Regions from separate parts of the Mus musculus genome. Here all the other regions are linked to region 1. Evidence: chromatin loops called from intact Hi-C (ENCODE). Cell type or tissue: heart. All regions are shown on one strand. Each heading gives the region's core, and the rest is flanking DNA. Links, peaks and the distances in the headings are about the cores only. Region 1 holds the start of Dio2 (deiodinase, iodothyronine, type II). Region 2 has its middle 160 kb from the start of Gm40538. Region 3 overlaps Cep128 (centrosomal protein 128).

Evidence for each region. Hi-C counts contacts between places; a loop is a spot of excess contacts. Peaks named below come from ENCODE experiments on the same cell type or tissue, not always from the same donor. Only the 100,000 strongest peaks of a DNase experiment are listed, where the experiment ranks them.
Region 2: a loop joins it to region 1, with 4 times the contacts of the local background. A loop is called at or near these places in 9 of 42 quality-filtered maps.
Region 3: it touches region 1 in a loop (6-fold over the local background); 36 of 42 quality-filtered maps call a loop at or near these places.

The regions. Positions count from the first base shown.
Region 1 is chr12:90,737,811-90,742,536 of GRCm38, reverse strand. It overlaps Dio2 (deiodinase, iodothyronine, type II), which reads left to right and starts at 3,499. Exons shown (of 2, transcript NM_010050.4): 1 at 3,499-4,474. The coding sequence starts at 4,253. Gm26512 (a long non-coding RNA gene) reads right to left here and starts at 4,330. Exons shown (of 5, transcript XR_872906.2): 1 at 4,237-4,330. In heart, for the core only: CTCF peaks have their summits at 1,879 (motif pointing left) and 3,548; no DNase peak of the experiment used is centred there; H3K4me3 peaks cover 930 bases; H3K27ac peaks cover 874 bases.
Region 2 is chr12:90,563,873-90,568,598 of GRCm38, reverse strand. No RefSeq gene overlaps it. Among named protein-coding and RNA genes, the nearest start is that of Gm40538, 160 kb to the right of the region's middle. In heart, for the core only: a CTCF peak has its summit at 2,076 (motif pointing left); no DNase peak of the experiment used is centred there.
Region 3 is chr12:91,312,247-91,316,972 of GRCm38, reverse strand. The region is part of intron 10 of Cep128 (centrosomal protein 128); the gene reads left to right. Among named protein-coding and RNA genes, the nearest start is that of Cep128, 70 kb to the left of the region's middle. In heart, for the core only: a CTCF peak has its summit at 2,558; no DNase peak of the experiment used is centred there.

The DNA of each region.
Region 1 (4,726 bases), core at 320-4,319:
CTCCCCTCCCCTCCCCTCCCCTCCCCTCCCCTCCTCTCCCCCTCCCCTCCTCTTTCTTTCTTTCTTTCTTTCTTTCTTTCTTTCTTTCTTTCTTTCTTTCTTTCTTTCCAAAAGTTCAATTTAATGTTTTTAAATATTCAAGGTATTGATATCAACAGAGTAAAAAGGTAAAAAATACATAAGATACATAAGTATTAACAGACCTAGCCCAATTAGTATCCAAACTACCACCTCCATTCATGACCCACACTTTAACTAAATAAAGAATTATTTTTTTTCAGATAAAGAAAGGATAAAAGTACCAGCTACTGGCATCATATTTAATAAGGAAACACTAGAATTATTTTATGAGTACACCAAAGCAACCATGTACATTTTTCTAATCATATTCAATATGATATTGGGGATTTTTATTTATTTTTTCATTTTTTACTAGATATTTTCTTTATTTACATTTCAAATGTTATCCCCTTTCCTAGTTTCCCCTCTGAAAAACCCCTATCCCCTGCCCTGTCCCCTGCTTACCAACCCACCCACCCCTGCTTCCTGGCCCTGGCATTCTCTGCCAGTGCCTGACAAATACAGAAGTGAATGTTCACAGCCATCCATTGGATGGAGCACAGGGTCTCCAATGAAGGAGCTAGAGAAAGTGCCCAAGGAGCTGAAGGGGTTTGCAGCCCCATAGGAGGAACAACAATATGAAATAACCAGTACCACCAGAGCTCCCTGGGATTAAACCACCAATCAAAGAAAACACATGGAGGGACTCGTGGCTCTAGCTGCATATGTAGCAGAGGATGGTTTAGTTGGTCATCAATGAGAGGAGAGGCCCTTGGTCCCACTTTCCTTCATTTGTGTGATAATGGTTCTATGACTTAAAGAGTAAATCCCTTGAAGATCAAAATGCTAAACACATTTTATTATAACAAGCAGCCAGGAAACCCCGTGCAGAAAGAGACCTAGCTCTGGTGGATTGTAACTTATTTCAATTCCATTCTGACATTTCTAATCTCAAATAAAGGAAAGAAAGGGACAAGAGCAAACCGCACCCACTGGTTTTAATTCTATTCTCTAAGTACTTCTGTTCCGCACATTACACGTGAAAAGGGAACATTTTTCCACTCCTTGCCAATCCTTCTTAAGAGGCCATTCCAATCACACTGTAGGTCTTGAGAATACAGGCAAATGGGTTAACTTTCCTCCTTCTCAGAAGAGCTCTGCATAGGGTTGAGATTTTCAGGACTGGGCAGTGAGTAGAAGCTTCATTTCAGGGGGCAGGGGAGGGGTATACCTCCCATCCTAGTTGCCAGGGACTTCATCAGGAATTGAAGTGCCCTCATCTACACTAATTAAGGTACTTTGCAACCCCCTCCTCTTTGTCCTCTCTTTCCTCCCATAAAGGCATTGAGAAGTTTGAAAGAAAGGAACACACAAACATTGTATTTGTGAATATCTTTTTGCAAACAGCACATGCTGGTCCAAGGAGAGATATTCCGTGGTTTATGTTAATTTTTCAAACATCTAAAGTCTCCTCATCTAAATAAAAATTTAGCCCATGGAGTATACACTCAAACCTCACAATTGACGATTAGGAAGGAAAGAAAGAAGGAAGGAAGGAAGGAAGGAAGGAAGGAAGGAAGGAAGGAAGGGGAGAGGAGAGGAGAGGAGAGGAGAGGAGAGGAGAAGAGAAGAGAAGAGAAGAGAAGAGAAGAGAAGAGAAGAGAAGAGAAGAGAAGAGAAGAGGAAAGAAATAAAAATATGATGGTAGAGAGCCCTTGTCTTTGGGGAGCAGCCATGCAAAAAGCTACCTCATTTTAGAATTCCAGGGCACCTCTCTACCATGTTATGTTGTATGTGAATGGCGCCCCCTAGTGTGAAGCAGAGCTGAGCCCTCTATATGCCCTAGGTATTCATTCATTCAGAACACCACTGAGCTGAACATGTCCCAACCAGGATTCTTATGTGCTCGGGAGATGGCAATGTGTAGAGAAGACAAGAGTTGTGGGTCACATAGAGCTTACTCTCTCCTTGGGACTATTTTTCAGAACCATATTACCAGCTGAACAAAATACATCCATATGCAGATTTTAGCCCATGCTCTCTACAAAGAATGACCTCTGTTTAGGCTTTACAGTCCTGTCAATACAGAGTTGGAGACCGGGGGCAAGATATAGAAGCTCAAGGGACTGACCACCTGTTTGCATCTACTGTTCAGCTCGAGCTTGACAGGAGCTCTGTGAACATAGAAAACTCAACAAATTGACTTTCAATTTCAATTTATGTTTCCACTCCAGTGTCTATAATTGTCACTACTACTCTCAGAAAAATGTCACTCCTAGAAGTGATCTGTTAGGTAAGAGAGGGAGGAAACGTAGAAGGAGGTAGGGGTGGAAACTCACTGCCAGGTTCTATCTGTTTAAATAACTGTCCTGGGAACTAAAAGGCAAGAGAGTCCACTGAGGCCCAAGGGGCACCTGGTGTTAATTCTTGGTTTGTTTCTATTCCTAACCACTTACAGCCCCTAGCCACTTACAACCCCTACCATCTATATAGCCCCTTACTACCTATATAGCCCCTAACTACCTATAGCCTTTTTACTTTCTTTTAATCTTCTCCTCCAAGCAAACTAAATGGCTCCCTAAAGCTTCTGGACTATTAAAGGCTGAATTTAAGAGATTCTCATAAATAATCAATTTCTCAGTCTCCTGGGATCTAAATGCCAATGAATGGAAATAGTATTTTATCAGTGTTGTAGGGAAATGACACTGAAAGAGTTGGTCACTCAGCAGCTCCTTCCATGGCTGGAAGGTTAGTTGTTATTGTTGTTGTTGTTGTAATATCGAAGCTTTAGTAAAACCAAAAATAATACTTGAATTCAGTTTGGGAATAATCTTTAAAGATATACCATGGTGGTCTCAAATAGTTTATAAAATTTCCAACTCAAAATTCACTTTCTATTCCCTCTGATAAGATCATTACTGAAAATATATTCATAACACCCAGGAATGAGATCGGGTGAGAAAAAAACCAATCCTGTGTAAAGGTGTAACGCCCACACGGGAGCATTAATAGCTTTATTTTTTCTTTTTAATGGAGCAGAGAGCACCCATGTTCACGCTTTCGCTTTTCTACCTGCCTGCCAGGAAGCTTTCTTGCCAAAATTCCTAAGTTAATAAAAATGATAATCAGAGGAAAGTGTTAACATATTAGTCTACAAATTACTTTTCTTTAAGTTTGGAAGCATTTCTTGAGACTTGTCAAAGGTAACATCGTTTTTTCTTTCTCTCCCTTTAAAGCACAAAGCAAAATCCTTCTGTCTCCCCCACCTCTCCTTTTAAAAAAGTTGTAGAGTTTTGCCTTTCTGCTCACTGCACTCCTGGCCAAAGTAAGCCCTCTTTCTCAATGACGTCAAGATCTTTAGCAAGATTAGGCTTTCATTTCTCTATTGCAGCAATTAGCCAGGGAATGTATAAAAGGCTTCAGGGAGACTCACTAGCTGCAGAGAGAGGCACTCTGCAGCCAGCGGAGGCAGAAGATAGCAAAGAGGGAAACGCCAGAGGGAGGGGGCAGAGGACAGCCGCTCCTGGAGAACCTGGAGAAAGGACAGGCAGAGGGAGACAGGCTGGGAGGAGGAGAACAGAAAGTATGTTTACAACGGAGTAAAGACAGAGCGAAAGAAAGAAAGAAAAAAAGAAAGAAAGAAAGAAAAAAACCCCAAACAAACCAAACAACCCCTACCCTTACAGCACAGTTAAGAAATTGGCAGTGCAAGAAGCCAGACAGCGTTTAAAGGAACATGAAAAGCTAAAAGAAAATTTTTACCATCTCTGCAGTCTCATAGGTGCCTGGAAATGAAAGTAGAACTTCCTGTCTTTAACGGACTCTGACAGGGGTAAACTGGATTAGGGACTGGCACGCCAGGGTTTTTGTTGTTGTTGTTGCTGGTGGTGGTGCCTTTTTTTTTTTTTTAAACCATCTTAAATCCTGGAAAAAAATGCATCTCGGAATTGAATGAATTGATGGGTACACTCCAACTGCTGGGCTGCAGAGCCTGAACCTGGTCTTTCCATTTCTGCTTCTTTCAAAGAAGAGACAAGTTGGGATTTCTTCTAATTTAGCTTTTCTCCCTCTCCCTCACCCCCCTCCCAACCTTCCCCTTGGTCCCCCACTTCTCTACCACCACCTTCCTTTGCAAAAAGAAGGTGACTGGGGAAGCAGAGTGCCCAGGAGACTGACCGAGGAGGCAGAGAAGATGGGACTCCTCAGCGTAGACTTGCTGATCACCCTGCAGATCCTGCCAGTCTTTTTCTCCAACTGCCTCTTCCTGGCGCTCTATGACTCGGTCATTCTGCTCAAGCACGTGGCGTTGCTTCTGAGCCGCTCCAAGTCCACTCGCGGAGAGTGGAGGCGCATGCTGACCTCAGAAGGGCTGCGCTGTGTCTGGAACAGCTTCCTCCTAGATGCCTACAAACAGGTGAGCTGCAGCCACTGAGCTTCTCCTGGGTCGCAAGGGCTAGGGGTGTGGAAGGTGTGGGGCTGCTGGCTCTGGGGAGTCCTACTTGGGGTGTCCTCTCCAGTGACTATGTTCCACGGAGTCTCAGTGCCACTTGGGACACCTGTTGCACAGGTTAGATTTGGGAGTGACAGACACGGAGCCACGGGGACTCTTGGTGACTTCAGTAGGAGTCTTTAATGAGGGCTGCTGTTACTTTGCACTGAATTGGCA
Region 2 (4,726 bases), core at 257-4,256, 170 kb after region 1:
AAGCAAATCCCAGCCACCCTGAAGAAAAGAAGCAGTTTGTGATGACATCTCTAATGTTTAGAACACCTATTTTAATGAAAAGGAAAACTATGTTGACATTTTTATTGTCTCCTAAAAAAGACAATGTAAGGGTTGTTTGTTTGTTTTTCCATCTTCTTTTTAATTCACTATATTCTTTTCTGTAATTATCTTTTTTTACACCTCTGACAATGTGGCATAGAGAACACATATGTTGGAACACTGCTAATTAAGATTCCGATTTCATTGTTTACTGAATGTATGACTTTGAGGCATTCCCATAGGCTCATGACGCCTCAGTTGCAAAGTCTGTCATTGGAACATATTAAGGAAATCAAGGTGCCCAGGAGTTAATTTATATCTTTCTTCTTCTTTCTCACTGTACTTAACTATGCTCTCATGTCAGCTGTGTAGACCTCTTTTTCTTCCACATACTCAATGTTGATTAAAATCCCAGTCATCATTTGAGTTCAACACTTTCATCTATGGCTCCTCCCATCAATGCCCATTACAAATAATTATTTTACCTCTCTGTGCTCCAACCGCATGCACATTGAACATCCAATTACAGCGAAACATGAAAGTCACATGACTCGGTTAATCATTTGAACCCCTCCAATGCAAACTTCTTGGCAGAGGGACCATTGTGTTTTCTATACTCTTCAAGTAGCAACAGCAAGAAATCTGAACATTTCAGAAAACTATGTAAATCAAGTAAAGGATTCTCCATCACAGCTTGGGTGTGGTCCATATCACTAGGTGTTCACACAGGGTATTCATGATGTAACATTAAAAATGACTGTGAAAAAAATCAAGTTAGGCCTCAAACAATACTGGATAAAAAGAGTTAAAACCACATATGATATATATCTCCAAGATATTCCCGAAAACAATTCTGACCATAAACACAGTCTGCCTTGTGTGTTACCTTTAAAGGGAAATGTGAAACATGTTCTCTTTGTATTCGTTCTGACAGCTTTTCTCTTTGGTAAGCTACACTAGCCTCTTGAGGTGCTGCATTCTATTATACCTGGAACATAACACATGTATAATGAATATTTAACAAAATTAAAATTGAAATTGGATAAATGGAAATAAAACGGCAAGATGAATAAGGCAAGGAGAAGTCAGCAGGGATCTTGGAATGTGGTGGGCTCTTTGAGCAGCGACAGTCAATCTTTATTAAACACTTTCCACATGTTGTTACATTTAATCCTAGGTCCTGTCTGATGAGAACAGTTAGGACTTGCATCTTGCAAAAAAAGAGAAGAAACCAAGGTTGAGGGTAAATTTGAGTCATTTGCCTGAGGTTACCCCTGAGGCAAGAGACAGAGACAGCACTAACTGTCACCTTAAATTGCATCTAGATTGAAGGAGACTCTCCTACATCAGTTTCCAAAAGCTCTCTCTGCACCTTCATCTCCCTGCACAGTAGACAGGAGAGTTCTTCCTGTACAATGACATGACAATCAGCAATAGTTATTTTCTGTGTTCATTAAAGTAAATTAAGGAATGAAGACACTGGCCTATTGAAGCTTAACAATCAGTCCGGATGGGACACAATTACTCTCTTCACAAATGTAAGAAAAATAAATCAGTTTCCATAGGAATAAGCCACGTCCAAAGGCATGGATAGGACCCTGCTTAGGTTTGCCTGGCTTTGCCTGGCTCCCTTTGTTCTCAATAGAAAAAGCTTGGGAAGAATCCGTGAAGATCTTGCTCTATTTCCCCATGAAATCAAGTGGTTCTTTTCTTAAACACAACCTTCTCCCCACTTCCATTTTTTTTTTTTTCATAATTGACACACGTCAATGCTTAAAAGCAGGGAGACCTCAACAATGAATGTTTTTGACAATGACATTTCTAGTGGAATTGGCATGGTATTCAGCTTCCCATGACATCAGAACAGGTACAGAGAGTATTCCTTGCGAAGGGAACTAGGAGTGTCTTGCCCAGAGAAAGACATGAGAAGACTAAGAGAACCTGAACCTTTTGAAAATAACTTGTTAGACAGAGGGTTTTTTGCCCAGGAAATCGTTGGCCTGGGCTGCTCTCTAGTGGTAGGCAGTGTTCACTGTCAGAATTTCTTGTACAAAGGCTCCAAGCTGAGAGGCAAGAAGAAAAAAAAAATTCAAGCTTTTCTTGGACACCAGCAGATGAGCTACAAATGAATGTGTGTGTGTGTGTGTGTGTGTGTGTGTGTGTGTGTGTGTGTGTGTGTGCGCGCGCGCATGCACATGCATAGACACACATACACATACACACACAAACATGTAAATACATTGGCACATACCTGAGGCAAAGCACAGGGTGACAACTTTTAGGAAGAAATGAGAACAGAGGAAGAAGGATAGTGTCTTTTGTAGGATCTAGAGAAAAGTTGGAGGGGGTAAAAAGACTCTTTGTGAAGCCTCAGATATGAATCTGCTATGTGTTCATATTCCATAGGCATTGAGAGTAACCACAGGGAAGATGAATCTTCCTCATTGATGACTACTTGAAAACCAGTTTAAAAGCCCAGTGTGTGTGTGTGTGTGTGTGTGTGTGTGTGCATACCAGTTTATGTGTATTTTGGGGTACATGATCCATGTGCATGTGGTCAGGAGTAACTTTCAGGAGTTGGTTATTTCCTTCTACCATGTGGGTCCTTGGGAAGGGACTCAGGTCATCAAACTCAGTAACCAGTGCCTTTACCTGCTGAGCCACCTAACCAGCCCCCATCTACTTTTAGGTAACAGTCATTTTTATATCATAGGTATGTTGAATAAAGAGCTTCTCATGTTGCTTGTACATCCCTATAGGTAATGCAGAAGAAGAGAGAAGATGTCCATCTTGTGCTGACACTGTCTCTCTTTCTGTGAGGCCATCACTTCTCTGTCTTGGTCCTGATTTTTTCCTAGACTATGTGCATAATTTAACTTAAATTTTGAATTACATACACATTTCAATCAAAGATAAAACTAAAACGAGTTTAGGATTTTTCACTGTGTGGGCACCCTAGTTTATACCTTTTTGTGTGCACATAATAATTTTCTGTGAAAAATTATGTGGCATATTTGCTGTTCTGGGTCTTAGTTAATGTGTCTATAAAATTTTGACATCAATGTATGGAGTTTGCAAGACTGATTGATAATCTTTCTTTTTACTTCTGCTATACCCTGAGCCTTTTGATTCACCAGAGATTCATGAGAAAAAAAAAAAAAAAGAACAAATGTCCTGGGTTATGTTAGATAGCAGCTGAAGCTTGGACAGCTAAACAGCAATTCATACACAGAGAGAAGCTCAAAATAGAAGGACACCGGGCAAGTGGCATATTGGTGGCCAGCAGGTAGCTCCTCTCAGAAGGAGGCAGTAAGATCATCATCCTCTGCAGAGTAAAGTTCAGAGACTTGATGAGCCAGCGTAGGAGATACCCAGGGGCCTTCCACCCTCTCAGAATACAGGGGGAGGGGGAAGAATTATTGGATGGGGTGACCAGGAGGAGGAGCAGTGAGAAGTATGCAAAATGAAAAAAAATAAAACGAGAGAGGGGAAAGCCTCTTTATGCTCCATCTTCCAGATTTTCTTTTCTTAATAGCGTTCTCACGCCCGGCCAGGAAGAACACAACAGACCAGAATCTTCTGCGGCAAAACTTTATTGCTTACATCTTCAGGAGCTAGGAGCGCAAAACCCCCAGCCCCAAAAGCGAAAGCCCCTTCTATTTACATCTTTAGGAGCCAGAGCTCCGGCGCGCCAAAGCGCAGAGCGCGCTCTATTGTTTACATCTTTTGGCAGCGAGAGAGCGCAGGGGCGCAGAGCCAGAGAGATGCCAGCGAGAGAGAGAATGGCGGAAACCCCGTCCCCTTTAAGGAGGAGTTATCCTTCGCTTAGGATGCATCACTCCCTGATTGGCTGCAGCCCATGGCCGAGCTGACGTTCACGGGAAAGGCAGAGTACAAGTAGTCGTAAAATACCCTTGGCACATGCGCAGATTATTTGTTTACCACTTAGAACACAGGATGTCAGCGCCATCTTGTGACGGCGAATGTGGGGGCGGCTCCCAACATTCTTTCTTCATACTTACATCTCCATATGTAAAGAGTTAATTATATGGGTAATTGGAGCAGAACCCCACCGTCACCACCCCAGCACCTACACATGCCTCAGTTATCTTCTGCCTCAGGCAGAAGTAGAGCTCAAATTCAGATGATAAGATGAAGATGATAAGATGATAAGGGTCTGGGTTCTTCTGAGACCAACCGCAGGAAGCTTTCACTATGCTACCACAGCACTCTGCTGAGAGAGCACCATCGTGACTTGACATTCTAACGGGTCATCCATGGAGCAAAAATATTCCCTGTCATTTAAAAATGAGCAGGATAAAGAAAGGCAATGGGTGGCTCATGTCAAAAAGGGTTATGGAGTATAAGAGAAAAATGTTGATAAATATGCCCAGGGAGAAGAAGAGCAAGGAGAAATGAGAGCTGGTCATTACTGCGGGTGGATGTGGAACAGAGGGAACCAAAATGGCTGAGAGTGAGCACTTGTTCCTTGTTTAGTAGGAAAACTGAAGCAAATATGGCCAATTAGAATCTGTTAGAAACCTTGCCAAGTAGCTGCTAGCAAGGATCAGATGAGGGGACTGAGCATTTGGGAAACTGAACATTGTCACATCAGCCTGACAGGCACCTGAAATTATTAAGATAAGTGGCTGATATCAAGTACTTA
Region 3 (4,726 bases), core at 223-4,222, 570 kb before region 1:
TGTGTGTGTGTATGTGTGTGTGTGTGTGTGTGTGTGTGTGTGTGTGTGTGTATGTATGTGTGTGTGTGTGTATATATATATATATTTTTTTTTCCTCCCCTCAAGACAGGGTTTCCCTGTAGCTCTGGCTGTCCTGTAACTTACTCTGTAGATCAGTCTGGCCTCAGACTCACAGAGACCCACCTGCCTCTGCCTTCCAAGTATTGAGATTAATGGCATGCGCCACCACTGGCCAACCATAGTTTTTAAACCTAGCTTTAAAAAACAAAGTATTTTTAATTTTTTTTTTTTTGGAATTTATTGTCACTTGCATTTGGACCTAGTTCCTTGGTGTTTTGGTCTCATGGTTAAGGACTCAATAAAACCAGTACCTGATTTTCTCCCTTGCTTGGGTCCAACATTTTGTGTGTGAATCTGTAGGAGACACAGATACTTATGTAAATTGTGTAGGTCTCATTTGTCAATTTTGTTTCTATTCTCCTGTATTCCTATTTAATATATCAGGCTCAATTTACCTCCGTAATTTTTGTCAGTATTGCCTTTTTTAGTTGGTGTTTGTGGTTTCTTGAATATTTTAATATCACAGTCAGTTGTTTTTAAAAGCTTACATAGTGGTAGGTTGTTTTTATTATAGTTGTTGTTGTTTTTGGACAGAGTCTCACTGTGTAGCTCTCTTCTTGAACTCGCAGAGAGCTGTCTCCTTGTACTTATATCTCTGGAGTGAGTGTTGGGATTAAAGACATGCACCACATGCCTGGCTCTTAGTGAGTTTCTATCAAGGTTTCTGTATTTGTGCATGCTTTTTGTTTTCTTTATTTTAATCTTTCTTCCCACTTTCCTCATAAGAACTTTACCACTGGCCTTAAAGCAACCTCATTAGGTAAGTTCAGCCGTATTGATATGTTGGAAATGTTATTATCTGTCATCTTTTTTTCCTGCTACCCTTTTCTATGGATTGTTTTGCAGTTTTAGATTATGACTTTGCAGTTTTAGATTGTTTCCATCTTTAATGGATGTTACACATTTTTAACAATGTCTGTACATGGCAACATTTAGAATATAAATAAATAAAATCATTTGATAAAAAGTGTGTGTACATTTGAGTGTGTCTGTGTGTGTGCGCGCGTGAGCAAGCACATGCAGGTGTGCCTGCACATGTGTGTATATTTGGAGATCCAAGGGAGTTTCAGGTGTCATTAATCACTGTCCACTTTAGTTTTGGAGACAGGATCTCTTTCTGAACTTAGAGCTGACCCATTCAAGAGTCTGGTCAGCTAGCAAGCCCTGGAAATCCCAATCTGACCTCATCGGTAGCTATAGGCATGTGCTGCTGAACCCGTCTTTCTTCTGAGTGCTGTAGGGAATGTATCTCTGTCTGTATGTTCATGTGAGCACCTGACCAACGGAGCCATCTTTCCAGCTTTAGTCTAAAAACTTAAGCTTACCTACTTGAATATGCTATTCTGCAAAGCTGCCTTAACCAGAGTGGTTTTTCCTATCTTATCGGGGCATTCATTCATTCATTTACATTCCAGTTTAGCGAACCTGACGTTCTTGCCATCATCAGGTAGGACTTTGTACACTTCCTCTCTTTCTAACATAGCCTCCCAGTGCCTCACTCTTGAGTGCCATGGCATATTACACAAACTGTAGCCGCTGCTTGCTTGCTTGTGTGGTTGTATGTCTTCTTCCCTAGAATGTGGTTTCCTCTGCCAAACACCAGGTCACTCCCGTCTACTCTTGTCCTGGGACTCCAAGTACCAGGTCATTCACGTAGTATGCTGTTATGCTGCCAACAGCTGCTGAGCAGATGAGCGTTATTTTCAGATGTAAATGATCCTTGCTGCATGTAACACTTTGGGAGAGACGATCTCCATTAAGAGGCTTTTCCAGAGCAGGCGAAGGTGAACTCTACTTCATTGAGATTTAATATGAAATGGTTCAATGTCAGAGCTAGAACCCTATGAACATAATCAACCACAATTTAATATTATATAAATAACACGATCCCCATAGCAGGCTGCTAGACCTGACATTATATTGACGCTCATCTATCTGAAGTCTCATGCTATTAGGAGAATTGTTTGCTATTTCAGTATGTCATAGTAGTTGAAAGCTTAGAATGGAGTTACCCCAGGTATATGGATTCTACAAGTAAGACCTCTTTGGTACAGTATTTGTGGGAGATCGTTCAGTTCCAAGATTGTAGATAAGATGGCACAAAGACTTGTTTCTTCTATAGTTCAACGGCAGATCCCAAGTAGATTCTGTTTTGGAACACTATCTAAATAATGGACAGTCTTAACACATAACAAGGCTAATCTGGAGTTCTTGATCTTGCTGAGACTTCAGACGTGTGCTCACCATGTGGGCTTCGGAATAAAAACGTAAGGGACCTTGGATACAGTTCTGTTCTTTTCCTTAGTGTTTTTCTTTTTTTTCCTGAATGTTTCAAATGAAAACTTTCATGTCGTTTGTGTCTAGTGTTTTAAATTTAGTTGATAAAAAACGGTGGTAGGATAAACGCTGGCTAAGGACTTGGTGTATTGTTTTTGACCACTAGTCGTCAGTATTGAACCATCAGTAGGCATTATTTCTTCAAGCTCCAGGTTGGCTTAAGATGGATTCCCTACAGACTATACATCCCAGCTCTTAGCATTTCTGTAAACTGTCCTTGACATCAGTCTCACAATTAAAAACAATATCATTATTTGTCATTTTAAAATTGAAACTGTATAGATTCACACTGTTTGGAAAAATTCAGGGATTACATATGCTACGTGGAGTCTGGAGCTCACTTGTTGCTGCTTTAATACTCCGGATCCAGGCTTCCCTCACTCCCTGCCTCCTCCCATCCTTTCCTTTATGAAGGAGTTAGTCTGTTTAGTTGCAGAAAGGCGGAGACCAGCTTTTGATATGAGAGTTAATTTTATATATATTCCTGATTCTTTTCCACTTTAACGTGTCCGAGCTTTAAGCCAGCATCCTAGACACCCCTGTTTTCTATAGTCGCATCTCACACGAGCCTTTTCCTAACATTGTGTCTTTCTCTTACTCATGACCCCTTTTGTACCTTGTACCATTTACCTTTGTTCCTGTAATTAGCACTGTTCAATTTTCCTTCAGTGAGTCTCATTTTTCCTTGATAAACAGACATGGTTTACTGCTTAGTGCATTTAATTGATTTCTATTATTAAGATCTGTTAATTCTTTTTGTCACATACTGAAACAGGTTCTAATTATTGCTCAGGAGGGGAGGAACAAATTATTTGTAATCATCGTCCATTTGCGGTGAAGCTTTCAAGCCCTGTTCAGAGCTGTAAGGTTCTTTACTCAATTGATGGAGCTGGGATGGGAGAAAGCACACAGGCTTAGAACGTGTGACCTGAGAATGAGGTTTCCATGGCCTCTCCGGCCACGCTTGGATGAGGATCAAGTCACACTGATGTTGACGCTCACAGCGCAGTGTCTGCACAGACTTGGGCCCCGCAGCTCTGCTCTCCCGTTCTTGCCCCCTCTGACCTACGGGCTTCTTCAGAAGGCGCTGGAGCTTAATTTTTGTGTGTCTTTCATCCAAAGAAAGACAAGAAACAGACCATGCATCTTCTAAGGAAGACGGATAATCATCCTGATGTTAGATGCACTTTTAAGTGTTGAGAACTGAGTGTCTGCTGTCTTTGTTGTCTGTTTTTCTCTCATTCTTCACACCTTGTCAACTCTGATTTAAAAATAATTATGAAAGTTGGCTCTATCGGCTTTGTAACTGCTACTGACTGTTGCCTCTGCTGCTGTCTTCTGCTTGTGCAAACAGAGAAGGCCGCTGGCCTCAAGTCTTACCTCTTTGTCACCTGCGTGGCATGCAGATGATGTCACATTCTTCTTTTGTCACAGTTACAACAAATTTAAAAGCCTCACACTAAAAGTCCCTTGAATCTGGTTCCTGGTTTCTTCTCACTGCAGTGTTCAGTTATTCTCACCCTCGTGAATGGTAGGACAGTTACAGTGACCTCAGGCCAGCATGATGGCTTAGCGGTACAGATGCTCGGTGTAAAGTGGGATAACCTGATTTTGGTCTCCTGAACTCATATGGTGGAGAGATGGCCTTTGCAAGTTCAGTCATGTTCCCACAGGGAAGTCAGAGCCATCACTGTCACGTATGCTGGGCTTCTGCCCTTCTGTGGGCATGCTCTGCACTTTCTGCCTTTGGACTTTTGTACTTCCTGTTTTCAGAGACATGAAGTTGATTTTTGAAATAGTTGTGTGGCTTATGCCTGCCTTTCCTTTCGAATGCTACTTCAGAAAGCCTTTAGTAACTATCCAAGAAAAATGCCCTCCTTCCCTTCTGAGTTTGTTACATTTATTTCTTTTTTCTTTTTTCTTTTTTTTTTCTTTTTTCTTTTTGGTTTTTTGAGACAGGGTTTCTCTGTGTAGCCCTGACTGTCATGGAACTCACTCTGTAGACCAGGCTGGCCTCGAACTCAGAAATCCGCCTGTCTCTATCTGTCTCCCAAGTGCTGGGATCAAAGGTGTGCCACCACGCCCGGCTATTTCTTTTTTCTTTAACAATACTTTTCCACTATTGTCACCTTTCTGTCCCCTAACCAGCCTTTGAGGGTGGGCTCTTCATGGCTTCTGCTTATGGTCCTATCTCAATTCCTATAACAATGCCTGAGGAATAGTAAGTCCAAGCTAGGTGTTCATGGAATGAATGAATGAATGAATGATT